Linked DNA regions of Mus musculus: all the other regions are linked to region 2. Evidence: chromatin loops called from intact Hi-C (ENCODE). Cell type or tissue: left cerebral cortex. All regions are shown on one strand.

Region 1 (5,000 bases), 59 kb after region 2:
TGTCATTCTTAACTCTGTGGAATCAAGGACATTCTTGTATTTCACATCTTACAGACCAATCAAAAATCCTCTTTGTTTTTATAGATCAATTGCTATTCAACCTTTTATGTTCTTTTTAAAGTAAGGGTTTTCTTTATATTTATTTTATGTGTATGTGTGTTTTGCCTGCATTAATGTCTATGTACTACATGTCTTTTGGGTGTCAGCAGAGTTCAGAAGATAGTAATATATTCTCTTAACTGGAGTTAGGGATGGTTGTGAGCAGTCATGTGGGTGCAGTGAACCAAACTCAAGTCCTCTTTGAGAGCAACAGTACTATTGACTGCTGAGTCACCACTGCAGACTGCAAAGTAAATATTTTATCAGAGTTATCTGCTGTCACTGTAGCCTTACTACTCTATCTAAAATAGAAGATGAAGCCTAGTGTTTCTCTCCTAAATGTGGGAAAAGGGACCCTGTGCCCTTACCACTAAAGCAGTGCTAACCATGTGCCCAGCTTAGTAAATATTTGTTGATTAAATAGGTCATCTAAAACCATGATTTCCATAATATTGCTAATTTCTCATATGTTTCTTAAATATGAGTCACTATATATAATATACTTCACTTGATCTTAAACTAAATCTCTTTCACATGAGTGATTTTGAAGTTTGAAAAAGATTCAGATACCGGGGATGCTACTATAAATTTATAAATGTAATTTAATCCTTTCCAAAACCACAACATGACTTTTGTATAATATAGCAACATAACATGAGTAAAATCCATTTTGAAAAAAAATAAGCACTTTGAAATAAATAAGAAAATCTAAGAAAGATGAGTAGTGTGGATAAATCCATGCTAGCAAATATTAAATGGATTTACCAAATATATCAAAGGTATACAAAATAACAGTAATTAAGACTGTGAACATGGCACAGGATGAGAGATCAGAAACAAAAGATTGTTCATGGATGAGAAGACAGCACACGATATAAAGGCAGCACAATAAATCAGGGATGGAAAGAACACTTCTGAAGACAAGATATTGGGACAGTGTCCCGGAGACTTGTCAAATTCAGAAATAACATTCCCTCAAAACCTCATACTTATCCCAGATGTATTCCTGAGAGAAAACAAAGTAATTGGAAATCCGTTTTCTAGACTTGGAGTTAGGCCTTTTGGATTTATCAACAAACTTAGAATCATAAAAACACTGACAGTTGTCAAAATCAATGACTTAAAAGTGAGAAAATACATATGTGTAAAAACAAAAAAGGCATACACACACATTCAGGAACTCCATGACCACAACGTAAGACAAACAGAAATCTATCCTGCAGTCTGCATTGTGCACATGGCAAAGGTAAAAAAAAAAAAAAAAAAAAAAAAAAAGTCTGTTCAATCAGTAGAGGCAGGAACATTTCCATCTATAAACAGGCAAAGGAAACAGAACGTGGAAGAATAAGTATAATTTATCAAGAAATACATGAAAGAGAGAAAACTCATAAGCAATTAAAAGAATAGATGTCAGAATATTGAGGTTTCTTTACCAGTAGACAGACAAAAAGAAAAGGCTGGCAATGCACCAGGCTGGCAGGAGAATGGAGACTAGGCTTTTAGGAAACTGTGTGAGAGCTAGTTTAAGCAATGTTTTGGGGAGTTAGTTTGTACCTAATGTAATGTATTCATGAAAGGAATAACTAGGCAACTGGTCCATGACAGGTATTCTTTGCAGTCATTTATAATTGAGAATCAAGATGTCCATTAGTAGATTATGGTATGTATTACCATTGTATGATTCAAGAGATCTAATTCTGGGGCTCTCTCTACATTGTTGAAATGAGATCCAGAACAGGCCAAGAGGACAAAGGCATGTTATGAAACTACAATAGCACAACAGTAGTAGTACTCCTTGGTCCTACTCTTGCTGTTCAACTGCATTGTTCCTGGCAATACCATCTTTCACTGCCCTGGCTTCCTGCCAGGCCTTCTTCCTGCTGGTTGTCCACACAGCAGCCCTGACTACAGCTCTGCATTGCCAGCAAATTACTTCTTTAATTCATTTTTTACTTAAAGGCTGCAACCGTTTGCCTACATTTCTACTCTGTCCCCAGTCTAGCCCCTGCTCACATCTCAAACCTCTCTCCTGCCCTCCTGCTTCGATCCTACTTGCTCTAGTGCCCGATGATTGTAGCCATCTTTACCTTCCACCACCCACCCTGCCCACTGCAAAACCTTCATCTTCTGTGCTTATGATTTTCTGCCTGGATCCTTCAAGTCCTGAACAACAGTCTTCCTCCCCTCACTGTCTTGCCTGTTCCCTTTGTACTCCATATGAACACCGTTTCCTAAGGACAGTCTTCCCTAGCCACCTGTCCCAGACCAGGTCCCTTTATATATGTGCTCCTGGCTGTTTCCATCACCATTATCATCCATCTCTCTGTGCCCAGGCTGAGAATGAAACCTTTTCTATTTCTTTCTTCTTCGTGTCCCTGCTTTTGTGAACCTGTTACAGACTGGCTTACATTGCACATATACACAATAAGGAAGGCCATAAGGGTTTGCTCCTCTTAGTTGATATCCAGAAGCTGGAAAGGGATTATAAGTTTTTGCCGTTGTTGTTTGATCAACAGACATAGACAAACAGCCATAAAAACTTAATAATTACTTAATAAAACTTAAAACTTAAAAACATAAAAACTTAATAATTAATAATTCACATTCATAGAAGTTGCATTTTTACTGCTAATCTTGACTTTACAGATTCAGATCATTGGTGCCTGGATGGTGTTCCAAACAAGAGAGAAGACATCCCCAATGTCAGAGCCAAAGTGAACTCTGAACTCTGCTGCCAGGGTCCAGAGACGATCTCACCCAGATTTCTGATTTCTTAAATATTATCAGTGATGATATTTGTTCTATCATTTATTAGCATACAGTAAAGAAAGAATTCTAGCAAAAGTGTTGATTTTAGATTCAGTTTCTTATTCCCTCTTGCCCTGTTCCTCTTTCTTTTAGAAAATTTCTACATTAAACCAAAAGAATGAAACTTTTCTCATCATCTCTTTCTTTTCTTATGTTTTCCATCGCATACACACTGGCTACTAAACCTAGCAATAGATTTCCTACGCTCATGGCTCTCAAGCAGCTCCCATCTCAGCACCGTATAGTTAAATAAGGAAGCTATGATATTGGCAATAACTGTTTACATGCCCATGGAATGAAGAATCAGACTTTGTATGGCACACATCTATGTCTCCCAGTGAAGCAGCTCTGATCTCTTTCAAAGATTAAGGGTCATATGGAAGAAAGAAACTATGAAAGTTCAAGGTAGCTTGTGGGTTTAATAAAAACTAATAATTTATAGTAATAAACTAATAAGAAGGTAAATGAATTATATATTTTAGGGTTGATATATTTTTTTGAACTATGGTATGGATGTTTTAGATTGACACCTATAGATGGTGGGTGGTTGACTATTATAATCAATGTTTATTCAACATTTTAGTAATATTTTTAAGGATATAAATGTCTTTGACTTATTCTAAAAATAATTTTCCACATTGTTTTCACATGTTCACCTGTTTCTGAATAGCTACATAAAAATAAAATTTTAAATATTATTTATTTTATATAACTATTACTAAATATTATACAGACATTTCACAATGTTGGAAACTGAAGCCTGCAAGAACCCTTGCATTCATCATACAACATACAGGTAATTTGTAGTCAGCAGACCTTCAGTAGGTTATTTAACATTTCTGGAATTGAAATTCCTGATATATAGAACAAACAAAAAAGAAAAAGGGAAAAAGAAAAAAAGCAAATATTCAAGAGTGCCTCACTAGCCATGGGCTTTATTTCCTTTTTCTAATAATCCTGTAGTTTGTGTAGTGCTCTCTTTGTGTCTCACAGCAGTTACCGGATGCTCCCTGGGGCTTGGTATCCAAGCTTTCAATCATCTCCATATTTTTCTTCTTTGTTTGCTGTAGTCCTAGTGCTATGGCTTGAGTGTGGTTTGCCTCCTCTTGGTTCTCACTAAGCTCAGGTAGAAGTTTAATCCACAAAGTTACATGTCTATGGTATAAAGAGAGAAACAATCGTTTGACAACATTTACAGGTGGGCTTTTGAAAAAGTGATAAAGATTAAGTAAAGTCACTTGAGTGAATCCAGCGACTAATATTAATGGCTTTGTAAGATGAAGGACAGAGACCAAACAGGAAAGCTGGGAGACACACATTTGTCTCTTGTCATGTGATGTTGTATGCCTCCTTGAGGTGCTGCCAGGAAGAAGCAAGCACCAGATGAATCTCCTAAAGCCATGATACAAAGTAAGCTTCTTTGCTTTATAAAATCACCTACCTAAAGTGTTTTATTACACTAACAAAATGAAGCTGATATGCTCAGTGAAATGCTTTGCATATTTGGGTGCTAACAAGCTATCAAATGTAATGAGAATGATGACCAGGAGTGAGCAGTCTCCAAAACACCCACTACAATGGGCTGCACTGTGCCTCTCAAAGCATCATGACAATCCTAACCCCTTGTACTTCAAAATTTTCTAGTGTAGAGATGGGGTGATCATAGATGAAAATAATTCTTAAAATGAGATCATTAGGGCGGCCCTGTCTAATATGAAAAATATCCCTATGAACAGAGGAACTCTGAAAACACGTGCTTAGGGCAAGAGGCGAGGTTTACAGTGCTCTCTCCTGCCTGCCCTCCTAATTCCTCTGAGAAAAAACAGAGACTGTCAGCATTCATCAGGAGATAACTGAGATCTGACACAGACTCCCTCCAAAGATCCTGTGAACCCCATGGTTACCTCAATGTCTACGTTAGAAACGGGAGATGATAGATCTCTGTAACGTAAGCTACTCTCTGGCTCAGGTGAGGATGACAGTTTGCCATTCAGACATCTCCAACCACACAGCCAAGAATCTCAGCTTCCTGAGACTTCTCCCTCTTCTCCCTTTGACATCCCTTGCTTTGCTAAAGTTCACTCTCTTGCTAT
Region 2 (5,000 bases):
TAACCTCCCACTCGGGGTAGGAATGGAAGTGGTCCTTTCTAAACATGCTTTCTACGTGACCTCAGGAAGAAAGGTCAGAACTGTGAAACAGGAAGTGCCTTCTAGATTGATCATGCCTAAACCAAATCCCTCAGGTACTGTTTGATTGGTTGATTGACTTGAAGCAGGATCTCTTATTGGCCTGGAATTCACCAAGTGGGCTGGGCTGGCTGGTTAGTGAGCCCCAGGGCTCACCCTTGATCCACTTGTCTCTATCTGGTGCTTCCATTTTCCTTTTGTTTGTTGGTTTGTTTTTTATTTTGTTTTGTTTTGGCTTAGTTTAATTTGGCTTGTTTGTTTGTTTTTTCATGCGGGCTGTGGGAAACAAACTGAACATCTTGTTGGAGACACTCACTACACACTGAGCTAAATCTCCCTAATCGTTCTGAATGATTGACAGAAGATGACTTCACAACATCCCTACTTAACCCATACACCGAAAACTGTAATAGTGCTATGAGGATAAAGAAATCATGACATTTTCTAAACAGTCCACGAATCAAGCTGCCTCTCTCATCTCCCCAGGACCCATTCTCTGAAAACTGTCAATGGAGTGGGGCTGAATCCTCAAGGTCAAAGTGTTAACACCATCTTCTCTCAGACCCCTTCTTTTTTCTCTTTTTCTGTTCTTATCGTGGACTGCTTCTTCCAGAATCCAGAGTCTTCTCAAAATAAGTCACCTCAACTTCCTGGCAAAGTTTAGATGTACTCCCACCCCTACCCCCAACACTCACACTGGTGTCTTCCTGCCCTCTGTTCCCTTTCATCCCTCTCTGGGTTAGCACTTTCTAACTCCCCCAGCCAATAAAGGAGTTTAAACATTTAAATGCGGTTTTTAAACTGCATTTAAAGAATTAACCCATTTTGCCCCTCGCTGGTCTAAACCACGGGGTGCCAACCGGACTTTAATTGCTTTCTTCTGGTGTGGTTCCAGACAGCTCCTCAGAAGGAAGGAGCGCACATTCCTGGCACCAATTGGCTAATTCAATTTACTTCAACGGCATTAGCCTCTGTCAGAATATTCATGAGCGGGGAAACAAGACCCGCGGTACACGCAGGAGGCAGCCACTCGGGCTAGAAAACGCGCGAAGGAGGGGAAGAAGCGGACCGCGCGCTGGTCTTAAAGGACGGTGACCAGAAGAACCAGGCAGCTCTTTTCACCCTCCTGGCAGAGAGCTGAGGGCCGTGGGCATCAGCGGATTTGCTGCTCTTGTCATCAGCTCTCCACTGCCAGAGATCGAGCGGAGACTTTGGAAACATCCGAAGGCTGTAAAGCTGTGACACTTTTGACTTGGGGGGAAGGGGGTGGGGCGGGGGCACAGAGGCGAGCTGAGGCGAAGGGACTCGGCAGGACACCCGTTCGCCCAATGAGGAAGGCAGCGATATGAGCTGGACACCCGCCACTACGGAGTCTCCACGTCTCTGGAGAGTCGCCGGCTGTGCCAGGTAAAGCTGAGGGCTCCCGTCGGTCCCCATGCATCTGGCCCCAGGCACAAGAGGTCACTCTGGGGAAGCCAGGTGCACTGTGCACAGTCCAGCTCTGCTTAGCGCCTTCCCCTCAACTCTCCGCCGCCTAGGGGACCTCCCTGCCGACCTGGGTTCCACTTCCTGGGACTTTTCGGGGACAGGGTGCAGGAAGGGATGTACTCAGCTAGTGGCATGCTCTGTGTGTAAGAAAGCTGCTGCACAGCGGAATAGCCAGGCAGGTGGAGGGTGCTGTGCACTGGAATGTGCTCGCTGGATGATGGTGACATGGGGAGCGCGGGGTGCCAGAGCGCTTAACCTGGGCGCTTCGCTTCCCTTGAGGTCACCAGCATCTCCATACTGCCAAGGGAGAGGATGCCCGAGTCCCCAACGAGGTAGTTGTGCTCAGAGCTGAGGATCCTAGGCACCCAGTGACCGATCCTGGCTCTGGGATGAGAGGCGCCGCTGCAACAAAGCTCAGCGGTGGGAGGAGAATGTGGTGTGGTGGTGACTCTAGTCCCTGCCACCTGCCGGACATCACCAACTCCCCGGATTTCCTGTCTCACAGTCCTGGCAATCCCTGGGAAAGCTCTTAATGGAGCGCGGGTGGTTTGAGCTCTGCTTGTCCTGCTGGTGGTGTTTGGAAGAGCCCGGAGGTGATGGGGCGAGTAAAGGAGTCAGAGAAGGTGAAACATTCAGATCTACAAAGAAAATGCCTCCGCGATATCGCAAACTGTCCTTAGCACTAAGACAGAAGCTTTGCTGGCCTCCAAGCTGTGGCAGCTGAATATGGGAAGGGGGTGGGGGGGGGGGGAGGGTTACAGCTTTAAGGCAACGCCAGAGTCTTTTAGTGATTTCCTAGCTGAGCTTATGTACGGGAGGAGGAAGTGGGGCTGGAACCCTGGCACGCGAGAATAGAGGAGTTAAGCGCTGGGTAGATTCGTAGATTCGGAGTTTACTGTGAAATCAAAACAATTATTATTAACGTTGTTTTTACATGCTTGGACATCAGGAAGATTGGAGTTTGGGACTTTGATAATAGCAGGGAAATTGAGTCTGTAAGCGCTGTCCCTCACATAATGTAAGCGGACCTCCTCTGGTCTCTGATTTGCCTCCATCAAAGAAAACAAATGCCTCAGAATTGTAGTGTCAGGGACCTGGCAGAGGATTGTGAACTGTATCTAGCTGAGAACAGCACAAACAACAGAAAGTCTTAACAGTAATGCAAGGCACTGTTTCCCTATCCACAATCCGTCCTGTCTCTTCTCAAGGTGGAGGCAGAGCCACCCTGAACTCCATACTTGACCCAGCTTTTCCTTCTGCTGCCCCGGGTACTCACTTGCTTCCAGTTACAGAACCCCTACAGCCTTTTGAGCTTCCTAGTGTGAGCAACCTTCCCTTTAGTTTTAGGAGGAAGCCTCAAGGACACCTGAGGTTGGTTGCTACCCTCTTGGCTTAGCCCTTGATCAGATCTGTTCCAGGGCACAGGCTTGGCCCTGCTGAGGAAGCAGAAAACAAGGCAGGACTATGGAAGTCCTGGCAGTCACTGCGTGCAGGAGATGAGGTCAAACCTCTGTGCTGCCCACATCCTTTCCTGCCAAAGAAGAAAGAGAGACAAATAGTGTGCAAGTAGGACATAGATAAATGAAATCAAGCTCCTAGAGTCAGCTGGGCTGTGGCCACTGACTTTGGGGTGACCTTTACTGTGCTTCCGATTTCCCCTTTGCCAACGCACTGAGCAGTCTTTCTGATGGGACTCTACTCAGGAGATGGTCTAATTTTGTATTTTAGAAAGTGCTTTGAGCACACTGAGAAAGGACAGTCTATAAACTACGACATGTTAATGTTCTGTGAAAAGTTTGCTACTGCACAGGTTAAGGAGGTACATTTTTAGCAAGTGTGCCATGTGGCAGTGTGACATTAAAATGGAAAAGCAAAGTACAATCATAAAAAAATGACTTAGCGTTCTTGACATTTTTGTGCATACTTGTGGGAAAGTTATCTTTAATTTGGGGAGAGTTGCTGGGGAATTTATTCAATGTTTGTACGACTGGACCACTCCCCTCCTACCTTTCTCCTCAGTAAAATTATATGACCCAGTTCTCACCAGAGAGGCACTGTGACTGTCGTTAGCGCTGGGGGTTGAGAGGAGAGACTGAGGGTTGCTAGGAGAATGTCTGCCAGTTGGGCTTTCAAGACTGGAGGTAAGGTGCAGAGCAGTTAAGTGTTCTAGAATGATGAGTGAACCCAGCATGGCTTTTCCTGTGTGCTCTGATTCACTCCATCAGATGGTGTGAGGGGTCCTTTTGCTACCTCTGTTAGGAAACTTCAAATCAGTGGTTCTCAGCTTGTGGTTTGCATCCTTTGGGGGCCAAGTGACTCACAGGGGTCACCTAAGACCATGGGAAAACACAGAGATTTACAATTAGAGTTATGAAGTAACAACATAAATAATTTTATTATTGTAGTCACAATATAAGCAGCTATGTTAAAGGGTTGCAGCGTTAGGAAAGTTGACGACCATCACTTTAAGTGATGGCAGTGCCTGCTCCTGACTTTTGCACTGGAAGGACTTCTTTTTTTCTTCTTCCAGACTGGAACAGGGAAGTATTTACCATCCCAGAGGACTCAGAAGTCTGTTTGCAGACCCTGATGTGATTCTCAATTTTCCTCTCATTCAGGAGCTGCTAGTCTACAGCTGTTGATGAATTTAAATAAATGGCTGGACCTCATCAAGAGAGCCACTGAGAAACACTGATGTCTTCTGGTGACAAAGCTAGAGAAAGGCCTTTGAGCTAGAAAGTTGAGAGTTTTGAAATGAAAATAAAACCCTGATTTCTCTCTACCCATCTACCAATTCTTACGTTTTCCCCCTCATAGTAATGAGAACTGTTTACTCAAGCATTTTATTTACTTAGTTGTACAGTCTTGAACTTTAAAATGTGGTTTGTCTAGTAGCAGTCTAGGGAAGGAGGTAAAATGTACAGAGACACGGAAGGAAGAGCTGCTGTGGCTAGGACATAAATCAGCCAGGATATATGGGGGGTGATGAGAATAGGTCTTTTCACCCTTAAAAAAAAAAAGAAGAAGTCCACTTTGGAAGAAAAAGAAGTCTGATTATTGGGATCCCAGCCTGAAACTCAGGCAGCTGATGCCGAGAGGAGCCAAAGGGTGGTTCTTCTTAGTTTAGAGACAGCAAGACAGCCTCTGCCAAAGGCGGCTGTAAACACGGGATAAAGATTTCATTGTGAGGTGGTGTGACTGGAATAATTACAGCTAACTGTCCATTCTAACCTGCAGTGCTGCAATCAGGGCTGCAAAGCAACAAAAATAAGAGCAACTGGGGACATAAGAAAGTGGCATTTACTACTTTCATTTTCCCTTCATTTACTTCGTGGCAGCACTTGGTAGTGGTTGGGGTGGAGAGAGTGGAGAGCTGAGCCATCACTCTGTGACCCCCTTCTATTCTGTTTTGACTGGGGACAAGATTTTTCATG
Region 3 (5,000 bases), 170 kb after region 2:
TAAAATAAAATAAAATAAAATAAAATAAAATAAAATTTAAAAAAAAGAAAGAAAGAATTTAACACATATGACTATCATCCCTATTGAGTAACAAAATGGGAGTCATGGAATCGTGATCAAGAAAGGGAACTCTCCCAGAGAAGCAAGCAACATCTGTAAAATGTTTTAAGGTTGACTATGCAAGTACTATACCAGCTGTTTTAAACTGGGCTTCATTAGGTTTCTCCCACTTCTCTCCCTCAGGTACATCTGTTATCCAAGTGACAGCCACAGATGCTGATGACCCAACCTATGGCAACAGTGCCCGGGTAGTGTACAGCATTCTCCAGGGCCAGCCATATTTTTCTGTGGACTCCAAAACAGGTATATAGTACAAGAGTCAAGTCAGAGGTGTGTGCTTATTCAATAATTCCTATGTTTCCTACTTAAAACAGACCAAACTCTTCCTATCAAGGACTCTCCATGGAGCATATTGGACAGGGAAGATAGTCATAATCTTTAAGATTAGGAGCACACACTGTGATTGCCAGGGAGTGAGACAGTGTGAATGGATTCTTGAGAGACACCCAAACCCTGTCAACAGAGAAAGTCTCCTTACTACCTTTCAAAATTCCCAAGGCTATATTTATTTATAAAGGTTTGAGGTCTCCTATAACTTCAGAAAGCCCAAAGAAGATCAACACATTCTCCAGGGCTTACTCTACTGCTAGAATTACAGACTCTGAAACCAGAAAGAACCTTCTGGGCAATCATGCAGTCCAGAATCATTAGGATTCACTAGATGAGAAAACTGGGAAGTTAGGTACTAGCCAAGCTCCTGTGGTTATCAATATACCCCTAATGTTATCTCTGCTGAGCCAATGGCTGCTAAGTAGAACCCAAGGCTGTGCAGGCGGGTTTCAATAGGAGTGGGAATAGCACATGAATATGGCACCTAAAAAGGCAGAACCTGGTGACCTTCTAACAAGGGAAGATGGCAAAGAGACTGATTAAAGCATCATCGCAGAAAAGGAGACACCAGAGGAACCTGGGGGCTTCACCTGTTTCAAAAATGTTTACTTCAGGATTTATGCTTTAATACAGCAAGAAAGTCCACTTTACTTTCTCTCTTGGGCAGAAGAATTACTGTATCATAGATGTCTTACACGTGTGCCAGGATTTCTCCTTTTTCAAGAACTTTTGTAAACATTACCATTTAACCTCACAGGTAAAATATTTAGGAAGTGCTATTACCCCAACTTTAGACAGGGAAAACAGACCTAGGAGAAGGACCTCGAGCAAAAAAAATCACAGAGATAAAGTCACTGGTGAACAATCAAAGTCACTTTTTTATTCTAAAGAGAAAAGAACTACATCTCTATTATAACTAACCTGCTTTTCCCCTAGAAGTCATCAAGGTAGCCATGTACACAGAAAATGCTACCATAAAGGTAGAAAGTGAGTGAGAGGATGTAAATTAGTGAAAGGAAAGGGAAAAGATGGCAGTTAGGGGCATCTATAAAACAGAAACTTCAATAATTCTACTAAAGGGTGAAGAGAGGGGAGGAGGATGAAGAAATGCCTGAGGGAAGAAAATTACAGACAGGATCAGGGTCATGTGTCCTCAATATCCTCAGAAGTATTTTACATTATTCTGACAGTCCCCAGGAGGAGCATCTACAGTGTTGAGGTCAAAAATACATGAAAAGATTGTCATTGCTTTGGCCAAGAGGCATTTACAAGAAGAAAATGTTGCACATACCGTTTTAGAATGGTCTCAGTGACTATGGCACATAGATCATAGGAAGAAACTCAGCCAAGGTGTCGTTCCCACACACTTGCCTTTCCAGGCAAAAGGTCAGTTTAACCACAAGATATATCCTAAACCTGTAACAATAATCATGTAGCCTTCCCCTCCGCTGTATGAAAGACAGCGTTTCTAAGCTACAGGAGTAAAAGGGGAAAATAACCTCTCCACTTCCCTGGCAGGATCAGAAGCCTACACTTCTGTGCATCTGCTTTAGATACCTCTTCTTCTTTTATTATTTTCAATTTATTTCTTTATTTGCTTTATATCCCAAAAGCAGTTTCCCATCCCTCCTCTCCTTCCAGTCCTTCTGCACTATCTCTCCTATCCCTCCTCTCCTCTCCTCTCCTCTCCTCTCCTCTCCTCTCCTCTCCTCTCCTCTCCTCTCCTCTCCTCTCCTCTCCTCTCCCCTCCTCTCCTCTCCTCCAACTACTCCATTTATCTTCAGAATAGGAGAGCCATATCAACCCCCTTGCATATTAAGTTGCGGTAGGACTAGGCACATCTTCTCCTATGGAGACTAGATGAGGCAGCCCAGTAGGAGAAAAGGGTGCCACAGGCAAGCATCAGAATCAGAGACAGCCATTTTTCCCAGTGTTAGGAATCCCACTTGAAGAGCAAGCTATGCAACTCTCACATATGTGCACCTCTGCATTCCATGCAGATTTTCTGGTTGGCAGCTCAGTCTCTCTGAGCTCCTATGGGCCCAGGATAGTTGATTCTGTAGGTTTTCTTGTGCTATCCTTGAACCCTCTGGCTGCTACAATTGTCCCTCTCCATCTCCCACAGGATTTCCAAGCTCCACCTAAGGTTTAACTATGGTAGACCTAATTTCTTAAATGATACCCTGTCACTACACCTATGCTTTGCTTCTGCTCTGAACTGCCTGGAGAAGTTCATTTCTTATGCATGGTAAAAAAAAAAAAAAAAAAAAAAAAAAAAAAAAAAACCACCCTGAGCCTCTAGTACCCCTCCCTGCTCAAGGAACTCAGTAAAGCAGAGAAGTAAGCAGAAAAAAACAAAACTGTGGCTGTAAACACAGGACATCCCTACCTGCAGGCAGTGGGGAGGCACAGGATTCATATTCAGAGCCAGTTTCTAAAGAGTCTTTGACACTACAAGAGCTCTAGGGCTGAAGGCAAAAAGAGCTGAAGGAGAATTACCTAAAATCACAGACTTGTAGACACAAGAAGGTTTGTTTTCTGGACTCAAAGCCCAGGTTTTCTGTGGTAAAGACAGAGTAGTCTATAATTGCCACAGACTGCAATTCCTGGAGTCTGTAAGAAAGCCACTGCTGCCACCTCCTGTTCTGCCTCAGTAACATTGCCAAGGACTCCAGCCTCTGGGCCCTTCCTGCTGGGTGTCTTATTTCTTTGTCCTTTGTTTTATACGGTGCTTTTCTGAAGCCGGGAATTTAACCTCCAGTTTAATAAAAACTGGTGATGTGCATCTCAGTTAGGCATTTACAGCACACAAAGAAGATATATACAAACAAGTCCTCAGAAAACCAGCTTTGTGCTTTTACTGTTTAAATCCACTTCTGTCCTGCAGGTGTAATCAGAACAGCCCTTATGAACATGGACAGAGAAGCCAAGGAGTACTATGAAGTGATTATCCAAGCCAAAGATATGGGAGGGCAACTTGGAGGATTGGCTGGGACCACAACAGTCAACATCACTCTCTCAGATGTCAATGATAACCCACCCCGATTTCCACAGAGTAAGTACCAACCAGAGCGTACCTCTCAGCCAGAGGGACCCAGGCTTTACTGAGGTTCAGGTGTAAGGTCAGTTTGTGTTAAAAATCATTATGTATACATTCCTTTGTTACACACCTCCCTTCTGGCCTTCAGCTTCCCATGGCACTTAGAAGGTTGTTTGTTTGTTTGTTTGTTTGCTTGCTTGCTTGCTTGCTTTTACCTGATGGCCACATTCACACACCAGCACAAAATTAAATACTAAGATTTAGGTTTATCAGGTAGGATTAAAATATTATGGGCCACAAATAATTACCATGAGTAAGATTTGTTTTTAAGCACTAACTCTCTGTTTGTTAAGAGCTCGTCCTTAAGGTGCTTTACCCATGGGAATTACTTCAAAAAAGCATTTCCTGAAACAGCCAGAGCTGTAGCTGAACACACCACCATCTGACCACATTAACCAAGCAATATGCAAGTAGGTGCCAAATAGTAGATGATCTAAAGATACTATGGCCTGTCACTCAAAGCCTAAAATCTAGCCAGGAGCACACACACACTCTACTCATCAAGGGAAAGCAGTACATAGTGTTTGGTGTACCACTAAGAGGTTCACAAATGGTGCACTTATCCAGGTCTCACATTGACTAATCCTACGACTTGAAAAAACTAAAGTATCATGAACAGTTTGTAGAAATGCACATGAATTGGCTTCTTGTTCTCTACAAATGCCCATGAATAAAGGCTTCACAAGATAATGAGACTTAAAGAAAAGATTGAAGAATAGAAAAGATTTACACCAGCTTAGAAGGAGACATGACAGGATGAAGAAGCCACATTCATTAAAGCACTATCAATTTGAGACACCATTTAAAGTAATATAGAGCCCTGTGCAAAACCAACAAAATCGTTTCTGTATTAGAGATCATCTGAGTAGAAAATTAAATGCAAGAAGTATATAGGCATAGATTATAAATATATAGATATATAATTATAGAGATATAGAGATGATATAGATATAGAGAGAGAAAGGAGGAGAACAGAAGCAGAGGAAGAGGAGGAGAAGTAGGGGAGGAAGAGGAGGAAGAAAAGAAGGAGGACTCCTGACTATTTTTTTTAATTTATTAGGTATTTTCTTCATTTACATGTCCAATGCTATCTCTACCCTCCCCCCACCCCAGACTCCTGACTATTAATCTCCTGGATAGGAGAACCATGGCTGAGAGTGGAGGGAGTCAAAGATGACAACATTTTTTTAATCTGAGTGGCAGAAAGGAAAACTGCTGACAGAGCAGAGGATGCATAAAGGAACTAGTAGCAGGCAGGGGCATGAAAAATTCAGATTTGAATAGTAAGTGAAAATGAAACAATCAGGTTGAATGTCCTTAAGGAAGGTGGACACACACAAGAAAGACAGTAGAACAAAACTCAGGAATGGAGGTATGACTTAGGAAAGTGAATGCCTGATGGGAGGAAACTGGAGATGTCAAAATGGCAGACTCAGTTCCAGGTTGAACA

Evidence for each region. Peaks named below come from ENCODE experiments on the same cell type or tissue, not always from the same donor. Only the 100,000 strongest peaks of a DNase experiment are listed, where the experiment ranks them.
Region 1: it touches region 2 in a loop (2.4-fold over the local background); 5 of 42 quality-filtered maps call a loop at or near these places.
Region 3: a loop joins it to region 2, with 5 times the contacts of the local background. A loop is called at or near these places in 11 of 42 quality-filtered maps.

The regions. Positions count from the first base shown.
Region 1 is chr1:104,826,349-104,831,348 of GRCm38, forward strand. The region is part of intron 1 of Cdh20 (cadherin 20); the gene reads left to right. Among named protein-coding and RNA genes, the nearest start is that of Cdh20, 60 kb to the left of the region's middle. In left cerebral cortex, no CTCF peak of the experiment used is centred here; a DNase peak (open chromatin) is centred at 1,968.
Region 2 is chr1:104,767,414-104,772,413 of GRCm38, forward strand. It overlaps Cdh20 (cadherin 20), which reads left to right and starts at 1,107. Exons shown (of 12, transcript NM_011800.5): 1 at 1,107-1,485. In left cerebral cortex, a CTCF peak has its summit at 2,067 (motif pointing left); DNase peaks (open chromatin) are centred at 1,123, 1,502, 1,719, 1,988 and 7 more places; H3K4me3 peaks cover 3,950 bases; H3K27ac peaks cover 4,156 bases.
Region 3 is chr1:104,941,855-104,946,854 of GRCm38, forward strand. Cdh20 (cadherin 20) reads left to right here. Exons shown (of 12, transcript NM_011800.5): 4 at 244-363; 5 at 3,338-3,505. Among named protein-coding and RNA genes, the nearest start is that of Gm29012, 170 kb to the right of the region's middle. In left cerebral cortex, a CTCF peak has its summit at 3,085 (motif pointing left); a DNase peak (open chromatin) is centred at 3,092.